2 separate regions of the Homo sapiens genome follow, and region 1 is linked to region 2. The links are chromatin contacts, found by Hi-C or POLR2A ChIA-PET in ENCODE. All regions are on one chromosome and are shown on one strand. Each heading gives the region's core, a stretch centred on a gene start or an enhancer-like site at or near the end of the contact. The rest is flanking DNA. Distances are from core to core; before and after follow the strand shown. Region 1 overlaps LOC107984087 (a long non-coding RNA gene). Region 2 has its middle 56 kb from the start of PLCXD2-AS1.

Region 1 (5,702 bases), core at 50-2,549, 52 kb after region 2:
TAAGGCCTCTTCCAAAGTCTAAGATTTTATGATTCTGGATTGTTTGACCTAGCTGAAGAAAATGACCTAGTAAATAACTATTGTTACTTTCAAAAATTTAAGTCTGAGTTCTGAAAAAGGCTTAAAGTGGGAGGATAAGACAGAGCATCGGCAACTTAGGGGATTGGCAGACAAGCCCAGGCCCTCCCACCCAATGATAAGCAGTAGAATCTTAGGCAGATCACTTATCTCACCCGGGCTACAGTTTGTCATTCTAAAATGAGAGAGTTGAACTAAAATATCATTACCAGATGATCTAAGAGTCCCCTCAAAGCCTAAGATCCTATAATTCTATGTTTAATAAATAGGTATAATAAATGACATAGTCAGGTTTTCAAATAGAAACTCCTATGCCTATTTTAATAAACTCTGGCTGTCTCAGTGACTTGTCCTATTGAGAGCCTCAGATGCAAAAACCAGAGGTTAAATCCAAGGTTCACACATTTGTCATTCATCAAAAAAAAAGTTTAAGAACTTATTTTGCATGGGGCGCAATGCTAGGTACTATTGATTCAAGGGCAATTAAAGTGAAGACTGTTGTACTGTCAAAGATCTCACAGTTTAGTGGTGATGACAGCCTAGTAGACCAACAATTATGCTACTACATAACAATTGTGTTGGATGTCTTTAACTGCCATAGTGTCAGAGACTGACAGCCTACTTGGCCTTTAGATATCTCAAATATACCCCAAGAGACTCTAGCTTATAATTTCTATCCTCATGCTTTTGCGTTACTGAAGGTGAATGTGTTCCCTGTTTAAAAAGTTTAATAATTTGCCATTTGGGAGTATTTACTGTGTGCTCTATAGCATGCTATTTAATCAGAATTTCTTTAGAGAACAGTTAACTTTAAATCAAATGGAACTTATAAGTGAGATATTCTCCTTTATCTTTGGATATTTTTTTGCACTTGGGTTTCAAATGCTGAAAATGAATGTTCTCTCCATCATAACATTCACAGACCCTTTTCCTGACTTTTCATGGTGTGTGACTGTGGCCTGACACTTGCTACAGATGAGAACCCTTTCAAGCTAGAATTGGAGGGCTCAATCTACTTCTACCATTTTCAAAGACATGGTTGGTAGCTTGGGCTACTCTAGGCTTTCTCTTCTGTGTTCTCTGGGGCTCTGCTTCTGACCTGCCTTTTTCCTCTTTTTCCTTCTGGTCCACTTCACCTCAAAGAGGACACATGGGAGATAGGGGAGGCATTCCACAGCCACGGCCAAGAAGAAAGGACCACCCCGGGGTCGAGTCTCTGGCAGCGTACCCAATCTATTCTGGGGTGAATCCAACCTGATTGCATGTTTCTCTAAAATAGATCACCAAGTTGAAGATACACCAATTTTTTTCTACAGTTTTTAAATAAACTTAGACTTTGTAGTCCGCCAAAATAAACATTAGAGAATAAAGCAGTAAATTTTTCAGTAAATATATTAGAAATAGAGGGTAAGAAATCCTCCAGTCTGGCAAAGACTGGAATGGGAGCATGAATTGGAAACAGGTCAAGACTCCTGGCCATAAATAGTCTTCTCACTTTAACCAAGATGTTTGTCTCATGCATTCTGACCCAAGAAGGTTACTAGTTTCCAGGAGGAGAATTGGTGGGACTTTTCAGCCCTAAATGTGCTTAAAGGACAAAGGAAGGAAACTCAGTCACAGAAACGAGTGGATGGAAAAAACCATTATGCTATTTTTTTTTTAATGTCATTTCAAAGCAGTAATTTGGATAGATGTCATGTTGTTTCCTATGAATGCCATGGGGTTATATCTGGATGACTACCTTCCTATGACCAAAAACTAAGAGTGACATAGTGATAAATTCACCCAGGTCAGAAGTAGAGTCTGGGACTTTTGTGTGTCAGTCTGCTATTTAACACCAAGGCCTTTGTCCTCTAAAGGTAGAAAAGTCCAAGAGGAGAAAGCATGTGTCAATATTATTTTAAATGACATTAATTTGATATTCCCTAAATGAAAAGAAGATCTTTATAAAGACCCTTTGTCTCTTCTCCTGTTTACTTCTCCCATCTATCTACCTTTTATTCTTTCTCTCTAAAAAGAGCCTAAGATGATGCAGTAAGATTGAAATAGCTAAACCTACCACACAGGGATGCTTTAAAGCAAGCTTGTCCAACCTGAAGCCTGCAAGCCTCATGAGGCCCAGGACAGCTTTGAAAGCAGCCCAACACAATTCATAAACTTTCTTAAAACATTAGGAGATTTGTTTTGCAATTTTTTTTCAGCTCATCAGCTATCGTTAGTGTTAGTGTATTTTATGTGTGGCCCAAGACAATTCTTCTTCTTCCAATATGGCCTAGGGAAGACAAAAGATTACACACCCCTGCTTTAAAGAGTAAAAGAATAACTTACGGGAAAGCACCTATCAGACACATAGTAGGTGCTCAGTAAAGGAATAGCTCCATTTTCTTTCCTTGTTGGCAGAGGAAAAACATTGCAAGATCGTGGGTAGAGAAATGAAACGATGAGCGCTATATTATGTTCTTCTCCCTGTTGGAATCATATTGGTGAGAAAGGAATGCCAGGTTCACACATCAAATCCCTGAGTTTTACTTTTCCCAATCGTCACTGCAGGTATTTTTATCAAGGCGATGGAAAAAACAGTGCTCCCCACTCCTGGTCAATCAAAGAGGTCTCTGCTAAACAACAAATTATGCCTGTTGCTCAAGGTTCTATCAGATGCCTGGCATCAGATTAGGAGTTCCTTTGAAGAAAAGACTATAGACTCCAATAGAACTCCTTATTAGTCTGCTTTCTGAGAAGGTGTAATAATATGCTCTCTATGGGAACTACGTAGTCATTTGTTCAACCAACAATTAAGGAGGCACCACTCATAGTTGGTTACATAATTGGCAGATATCTTCCAGTCAGGATTATTTTAGAGGCCATAAAGAACAAAATGGTTTTGCTATAAGTACATTCTCCGTTTAAAAAAAGAAGAAAGATTTAACTGCTCTGACATATATACATGGGAAGCCATGTACTATAGTGAATGAGAGTGCAGATTTTGGATTCAAATGGTTCTCAGTTCAAATTTCTTTATTAATTTTGTGGACTTTGGAAAGTTATTTGACTTTTCTGAAATGCCATTTTCTCACCTGTAAAATAGCAATGGTAATAGCTTACTTTGCAGAGTTGTTCAGAATTACATGAGATAATAATATATATTATGTGCTTAGTTCATATGGTGTCTAACCCTATAAACAGCGACCAACAAATAGCAGTTACCGCCGTGCCAAAATTGGACAAGCTATCATCACCGGGGCTATGTGCCCTGAGTATTTTTGTTTGGCCCTTGTCTTTAGCCAACTGAGCAATACAAAACTGAGTTCCTGAGAAATCTTGGAAACAATGATTCTTTGGTTCTCACCACCCCCATATTGTGAAATCCATGATCTTCACATGGCAGATTCTATCCAACCAAAGCCCCTTCAGAATTTTGGAATGGAATTCTCATACCACAGCCAGTGCTATCATGACTCCATGGGCGTGAGGAGCCTGACTGGGGGCAGGGCGTTCAAATTGCCCTTGGATCTTATCAGCACCTCAGAAATGTTACAGCTAGTCAGCTACTAGGAAGTGGAGGCCTAGCCTCTTAATTTTGTTCCTGCTTAGAAATAGGCATACTCTGGGTTTTCATAACCCTGAAAATCTCATAGCATAGCCCTGAATATTCAGCTTCCCTTATTAGAAATAAAGACCACTCTCCATTTAGAGACTGGCCAAGAAAGAGACTCCTGCTGTTGTAGTAATATGGTTGCCCTTTGACCCCAGGAAGTTCATTGTGTCTCCTTTCTGACCACAAAAGTTTACTCCAACTCCTCAGGTAAATGTCTCTTCTCTGATAAGGTACCAAGCTCCAAAGATCTTGAAAGGTTTAATATATACCTTCCAGAACTTTTCATCCACACAACTAGTAGTCTCTTCATACTCTCTTCACAGCACTTGAGGCATTAGGAGTTGCTCAGTAGGTTGCTGAATTATTGCAACTCAGGAGCCAGACTATGACAGTGAACTGACATGTGTTTGTGGCCACCTAAGCACTGTGTTTTGACAAAGGAAAAGAACCTTTCGCAGATGCAAGAGAGACTTCTGTTTGATGAGGTGAGCGCAGTGCAAGGGAAGCTGCCTCTTTAGGATACTCTGGACGTAAAATGACATAAAATGAAGACAATCATAACAGAACAGCCTCCAACCTAAACAGTGTTCTGGTGCAATAGAATTTACTTTTCACTTTTAAAACTTTTTTAAAAATACATGATTATTGTAGACAAATATAGTAATATAGAGAAGTAAATTAAAAAATTAAACATTTTCAAGAAAACCACCAATATCTAGTATTAATGATATAAAATGTATCCTCCTAGTCTCTTTTTAATGTATGTATTCATTTTATAAAAATGGTGCCATGGTAAGCATTCTGATATGTAATCTGCTTTTCCCCTAGTACACTGTGAACCTTTTCCATAAATATTTCTCTGTAATATTATCTTCCCTAACTTTTGGTAATGTTTTATTATTGTGTCACAATGATTTAACCAGCTATGAATTATCAATATTTAGATAGCTTCCAGATTTTCAGAATTATAAAAATAGTTTGATGAGTTACACTGTAGGTGAATGTTTGTTCTTAACCAATATTCTTTTGTTATAATAAATTTCTATATATGGTATCTGCTGGGTGAAAGGCTATGTGCAAGACTGTGTTCACACGCCCTGCTATGAACTTTCCTATACAGGACCCCTGTGAGCAGATGCAATGGTTTGCTTCCTGTGAGTGGACTTTCTGGGTCTTAGGTAAATGACAAGATGATTCTGTTTTCCCATTTCAGTCCCAGTTTACACTTTCTTATCCAAGGACTCACAGGACTAACTCATTGTTAGTGCCCCCATTTTATTCTCAAAAGTATCTTTGTTGAGGCAGCATTGTATAGGCAATTTGTCACGGGGTAGATAAATGCTTACCTTTAAGAGATAATGCAAAACTGTTTTCCAGAGTTGTTGTACCAACTCAATCTCCCTGGTAGTGTATAAGCAATGCTGTGGATCTGTTGTCAGACTTTTTTGCTTTTAATGAAATGGTTATAAAATGCTATTTTATAGCCACATGTTAAATATACTTTATCTTTTTTTTACATTCTAAATTTCGTCAGTGATACATTATAATTGTACATATTTATGGGGTACATGTGATATTTTGATACATGCATACTATGTGTAATGATCAAATCAGGGTAATTAGGATATCCATTGCTTCAAAGATTTGTCATTTCTTTGTGTTGGGAACATTTGAAATCTTCTTTTCTAGCTACTTTGAAATATCCAATAAGTTATTGTTAACTATAGTCACCCTACTGTGTTCTCAAACACTAGAACTTATTCTTTCTATCTAACTATATTTTTGTACCCATTAACCATAACCTCTTCATCCCTTCCATCCCCTAACCAGCCTTCCCAGCCTCTGGTAACCATCATTCTCCTCTCTACTTCCATGAGATCAACTTTTTTAGCTTTCACATATGAGTAAAAACATACAATGTTTGTCTATATGCTCTACTAATGACTTTTATACTTTTACATGTTTTCATGATGTTGATTACTGTCTTTTTGCTTCCAGATGCAGGACTCCCTTCAGTATTTCTTGTAAG
Region 2 (6,200 bases), core at 3,598-6,097:
GGCACCACATTTCAGAGGGAAATGGCTAAATTGGAGCCTTCATAGAGAAGAGCAATTTGGAGATGGAAGGGTCCAGAAGTCATGTCACACGGAAAACTGGGGTAGTTGGAACAGGAAACATTTGGAGCAAGGTGACAGAGATATCTTCAAGTATTTTTAAATTGTTACATGACTTGAGTTTAGAATATTATGGCTTTAGATATAGAAGGGATCAAAGAACATTTGTACAAGGCATTAATGTTACAGGAGAGAAAACTGAAAGCCAGAGAGAACTGACTGGCTAAGGCAGAGGTAGGACTAGAATCCAGATTCCCTTCCCAGTACTGTTTGCCACCATTTCCAGCTGCCTCCCCAAGTGCCTTATGTGCGGGGAAGAGCTAGGACCAATGAATGGCCATTTTAAGAAGGTCGAGCTTAGCTTGATAAAGAGTATTCCTTTATAGAATAGGAAACTAAGTGAAACAGTGATCTCACCATCATAAAGAGTATTTCTGAGGAAATGTGTATTCATTTTCTATAGTTCCTATAAAAAATTACCACAAACTTGGTAGATTACAACAGTGCAAATGTATTACCTTGCAGGTCTAGAGTCAGAAGTTTAAAATGGTCAGTGGGGCCATGCTCCTTCTAGAGGCCCTAGAGTAGAATCCACTTCCTTGCCTTTTCAGCTTCTAGAAGCGGCCTGCATTCCTTGGTTTGTGGCCCCTTCCTCTACCTTCAAAGCCAGCAGCATATCAATCACTTACCCTGCTTCTGTCATCACATCTCTTTCTCTTTTTTTTTTTTTTTTTTTTTTTTTTTTGAGACGGAGTCTCGCTCTGTTGCCCAGGCTGGAGTGCAGTGGTGCGATCTCTGCTCACTGCAAGCTCTGCCTCTTGGGTTCATGCCATTCTCCTGCCTCAGCCTCCCGAGTAGCTGGGACTATACAGGTGCCCGCCACTACGCCCAGCTAATTTTTGTATTTTTAGTAGAGACAGGGTTTCACTGTGTTAGCCAGGATGGTCTCCATCTCCTGACCTTGTGATCTGCGCCCCCTTGGCCTCCCGAAGTGCTGGGATTATAGGCCATCACATCTCTTTCTCTTATTCTGACCTTTCATAAGGACCCCTGTGATTACACTGGGCCCACCTTGATAAGCCAGGATAATCTCCCATCTGAAGATCCTTAACTTGACCACATCTGCAAAGTCCCTTTTACCATGTAAGATAACATACTCATAGGTTCTGAAGATTAGGATGTGGACATTTTTGGGGGGCTATAATTCAACCTACCACAGAACGTGCGGAAAGGCTTATTAATGCTGGTGCAGGTATTAGAACAGATCTGGATTCAAATCTTGGCTTCAGTACCTACTAGTTGCATGACCATTACCCCTTTGAGCCTTTGTTCCCTTGTGCATAAAATAGAAATAAAATCTCAACATTACCATCAGGATTTGTGGTAATATGCATGAAATGCATAACATATAATACTCTCTCAATGAATGGTAGCCATATTTATTTAAAAAACTACCAGATGCTTCTCACCATACAAGAATTTAATAGAAGAAACTCCACTATTAAATAGGACATTTGATAAAGTGACTTCCAGATTTCCCTCTGAGATTGCTGAAATCTAAAGGAATAAAAATTTCGTTTCCTCTATAAACTATTCTCGGGGCCTCTTGTCCACTTCCCAGATGCAGTTACAAGGGAATCACTTTTCTGGATAGCCAATGGCTATCAGACTGTGCTTTCTGCCCCCCACAGTCCTGCCATCTGATTTTTCCATGCAGCTCTGGTTGGATTTAAGCAGGACTAGCAGTCTGTCCTGGTGTGTAATGATTGGCTAGACCAGGCGGCTGAGGCCAGGGCAGACTCCCTCCTTCACATCTGTCAATATACCTGGCTGCAAGCAAGTTGCTGCCTGTGACCACAGTCTGCAGAGGCCAGAGAGAGCAGGAAAGGAAATGGAAAGGAACCTCACCTTCATGCTTGGGGAAAAGGAGAAACCTGTGTTAATGTGTCTTCCCAACATCCCACTCTCTTCAGCAATCGCTGGAACAGCCATGGGCCATCCCTGCTGAGTCAGGAAAGAAGCTGAGGGAAGAGTCGGGATTGAAAAGCAGCAGACAAGGTAGGTGATCTCTCTGGTCACTGGCCCTTCTCTTGTAATAACAAAATGAGCAGCATATACAGCCTCGTCACCAGAGTGTTTCTGAGGAGGGTCTGCTGGAGATATGGTAGACCCGGGTGTGTGTCTGAATTCAGTCATTTTTCTATCAGCCTGTTCTGGAAAGCAGGCTGTATTTTCCTTCTGTCTTCTATCTCTTCTGAAAATTGTTGTTGCTCCTGTACGTATTTCAGAAACTTGGAAGGTTTTTTAAAAATTTTTCATTATAACAAATTATATGTGCGATTTATTAAAATGATTTCATTGGTGGTAACTCCACAAGCATGGTTTTGTTCCAGAATTTTCGTTGCATAATTTTTTTCAATTTTCAAGACATACCAGAGAGGACAGTGTACATATACTGTAGTATATGGTATAGAATAATATATTCCGAGAAATATACTGTCCATTCACAGGGCTGTCAACCTCGTATGATAGGCTCTCCCAGGAAGTCACGTATATTTTTCTGCTTTGGAACCTAGAGAGTTAAAAGTCCTGAAATTACTGGAGCAGAATCAAGCCTATTTACCTAAGCTTATCACATCGGCAGCCAGGTCAATCATTTACTGAGACTAGGCCGTTTCTTACCCTGAATCAGGAGGACCACCAAAGCCTTTGCTGGCCTGAGTCCCTCTGTAGCAAAGGCATGGGCAACACAGAAGAAATGCTCCTCTGAAGCTATAGTCCAGATTCTCTTCTCACCAGAAGTAAGTTTTTCTCCTTCCGAGAATAGTAAATATCCCAAGACCCCCCTTCCCCAGCTCAATGATAAACAAACATGAGCAAAACTAATATGCAAACCTGATGATACCAATGCCACTCTATGTACAAAGCTTGTGGCTTTGGAGGGAGCTTCCCTCATCACTGGAGGTCTATGGGGAAGAAGGAGATGATAACTATGAAACAAGTTATTGAGTGATTCTTGAGGAAGAATAAAGTTATAAAGTAATCACCAAGGAAAACATGGAAATTTTCCCCTTCAAGTCTACACACTCTAGAAATATGTAATTTTTATCTAATATGATTCACTCTTCCTTAAGTCTGAATATAACTCCTCTAATTGCAGAAATGTTGTCATATGGTCACCACATACAACTTTCGGGCCTGTGCAGTGGTTCCTGGCTCCTATAGTCATTAGTTAGAAGCCTAGTAATGCTGAAGTCCTATTTTTCTGAACTCCCTTTAGGGAAGGAGTTGGGTCATGTAGGACAAGGTAATGTTTGACATTATTTTTGTCAATCAGTTGTGGAACTGAAGTGACTCCCCTCAGGCAGGGTTTGTGGCTGAATATTTAGTGTCTGAGGCAGTTAACTAGATGCAAGAGTGGAGGCCATTGTAGACATAAACCCTTGTGTGACTTTGGGTAAGTCTGTGGCTACCTCTCAAGAATGTTGTGGAGAATTATGGAAAACTGATACGTTTCTGTGAAGATATTAAGCACTGCAAAATGTTAAGTGTGAATCTGGCTGGTATCCAGAGGATGTTCATAGATAATGCAAGTGATGGAGGTGGTTTTGACGAGGGAAAAGGATCTTGGGGTGATCAAATGCATTGGCTAGGTCGGGCATGGCAACCCATGCCTGTAATCCTAGCACTTTGGAAGGTGAGGCAGAGGATTGCTTGAAGCCAGGAGTTCAAGACCAGCCTGAGCAACAAAGTGAGCCTCTGTCTCTACAAAAAATTTTTTTTAAAAATTTATGCATTGGCCATATTTCCCCACATTACTGAAGGCTGCCTTAGGGACAGACACACAGGTCTGACCTGTCCTTTTTTTGTAGCTTCTGGCTCAGGGCCTAAAACAAACTGGAAGCCCCTAAGGGTATGTACAGCTTTTTCTTTCCATTTCCTGAATATTGGATAGTAAGTAGAGGGAGACTATTCTTCAGATTGACTAGATTAGAATAGGCATTGTCATTGTTTTTCAACGTTAGGTAGTTAGAATATAGAAGTTAATTAATTTGCCCAAAATCATGCAATTAGTCTGAGCCAGGATTCTACTCAGTTCTGCCTTGTTCCCAACCCAGTGCATTTCCCATAAGGTCATGGAGTTGACCATGTGGATAAGCATAAATTGGAGGGTCACTGAGGTAAGCAAGGCTGACTAATACAGTCAGAAGTTCTGAAGTTCTCCACTGGCTCTTGGATGTGCCATGCCTGAGCCTCTGTAACAAAAAGGCCAGTAGTGGACTTCCAAAAAGGATAAAACAGGCAAGAGCAAAAGCAAGTGTTTTTAGTCATGGCAGTCACTGGAGTCTTCTCTGTCCTGTATATTTTCTAAATAACCCAGATAATCCTCAGGCTAAATCTTTGTCCCTTTTTATACTGTAGACTCAAATTCTGAGCCCCAACTAAAGTACAACATCTGAACTCTTTCCAGAGAAGAAATGACCCTATCCCAATCTTTCTCAAGGAACTCAAGAATTTACTATCTCATCTCAGCAAATACCCACTCATTTAAATCTAAGAGACTTGGGCACAGAGAGGCTTAAAGCCCGAGAAACCATCAACAGTCCCTCCTGTCAAGGCTCTCACCATCTGCAACCCAAAGAGACCCATGTCGGCTTGGAGTCTAAATGGCTTTTTGGTGTCATTTGAGCAGTGAATGAGTAATGTACAGCAGAAGCCTTAATCCGCCCCCCACCCCTAGTTTCACTTTTGTTCAGATATGTCCTAAAGATTCCATTAGCTGTCTGTCATAAATTCCAAAGTAGCCACAATTCCTGAGCATTTACAAGATCAAGATAAAGAAATGCCATCATGAAATGAGGTCGACTAAATGTCTTTGAACAAAGGGTTTCTAGTGACTTGCCTCACATGTATCTCAAGTGTGTGATAGCAAAGGCATTACAAATAGAGATTGCATCACCATGTCTACCAGCACCCTTTACTAATCAACTGACCTTGCATGAACTGTACTTACATGCCATCATTTTCATTAACCAAAACGCTAGGAGAAAGAAAGTTGAAGCTAAAACACAAAGACTCATCACAACATTTCACCTGTGTCAAGTACTTATTATGACCAAAACATGAACTGCTGCCTTCTTATCTACACTTTTTTTCATTTAATTTTCATAACAAACCTCTGCAACTTGCCCAAGTCACAGAGCTAGTAAGATGAGGTAAAATTTGAGTTGGGATCTGAATCCAAATCCCATGTTCTTCAGCATTCTGTTCTGGGAAACATACTCACCCAACAGTGTCTACACTGTTCACGTTCTAAATGTAGAAGAGTAAAAAAAGTTCTTTCTAAATTATTTGATCAGATCCTTAGAGTATATATTTATTCCCCCTTCCCACTCACACAAGATGTTCTTGATGTTCTTGAGTGTAAGCATAAAACTCAGTATGACAGTGGTTTTCCTCTCCTCTAGAAAAGGAACCACAAAACACACATGCACACATGCACACACACAATAGCAATTGCCCAAGAGTCAGTGCTTTGATTCCTTTCTGAAGCTGAGAGAGAAAATTGTTCTTATCATCTCCTAGTTTATAAACATTGTTTTGTTTGTTTGAGTGATTGACTTTAACATAATGTACAAGACAAATTTGTCATTTATTTTACCAAGATTTTTTTAAAAGTTTATTTCTGCAGTGAAATTTCAGTCTTTGAAATCAGCTAAATTTTTCAAAACTGTCCAGTATGTCAATAGTTGTATTTAATCTTCACCACAGCCCTGTAAGATGAGTACTGTTTTCAGATGATATCCTTTCAGATAAGGAACCTGAGACTCAATACAGGTGAATGGCCTTCTCAGTCTCACTCAGCTAAGTCCCTTAGATCTTGGGACTCCAAATTTTTTGTTCTTTTTTAAATTAAATATTCACGCAGTTCCCTGGATTCCTAAGTCCTACAAATGGTAGGAATGGGGCCTACAAGCTTTTTATTTAAATTTTCAGAAATTAAAAATGCCAAATGACTACACAGCCTGTTCTCAGGCAGAGACCACTCAAATATTGATTGCTTTGCTTTGGGCTAGAATTCTGTCAGGTCAGTGTGGTAATGCTGTTATTCTAATTAGATTTTCACAGAGTAATGAAAATAA

Evidence for each region. A loop is a pair of places that touch in the nucleus more often than their neighbours do. ChIA-PET counts read pairs that join two places held with the same protein, here RNA polymerase II (POLR2A). Pooled maps may share reads with other maps.
Region 1: a loop to region 2 is called in a map of Caco-2, with 4 times the contacts of the local background. The contact joins two enhancer-like sites. A Hi-C loop is called at or near these places in 7 of 168 maps with a recorded cell type or tissue (Caco-2, Right ventricle myocardium inferior, cardiac septum and 2 more), 1 of 37 single-sample maps with no recorded cell type and 5 of 50 pooled maps. POLR2A ChIA-PET finds 5 or more read pairs at or near these places in 1 of 52 experiments (MCF 10A).

Annotation. Positions count from the first base shown.
Region 1 is chr3:111,786,485-111,792,186 of GRCh38, forward strand. LOC107984087 (a long non-coding RNA gene) reads right to left here. Exons shown (of 4, transcript XR_001740848.2): 3 at 2,407-2,544. It also overlaps a transcript of PHLDB2 not described here. Among named protein-coding and RNA genes, the nearest start is that of PHLDB2, 70 kb to the right of the region's middle. Within about 2 kb of position 1,300, at least 2 of the 41 ENCODE cell types and tissues checked have a DNase peak (open chromatin) inside an H3K27ac peak, as active enhancers do.
Region 2 is chr3:111,730,589-111,736,788 of GRCh38, forward strand. It overlaps a transcript of PHLDB2 not described here. Among named protein-coding and RNA genes, the nearest start is that of PLCXD2-AS1, 56 kb to the left of the region's middle. RefSeq lists an enhancer at 4,041-5,240. Within about 2 kb of position 4,848, at least 4 of the 41 ENCODE cell types and tissues checked have a DNase peak (open chromatin) inside an H3K27ac peak, as active enhancers do.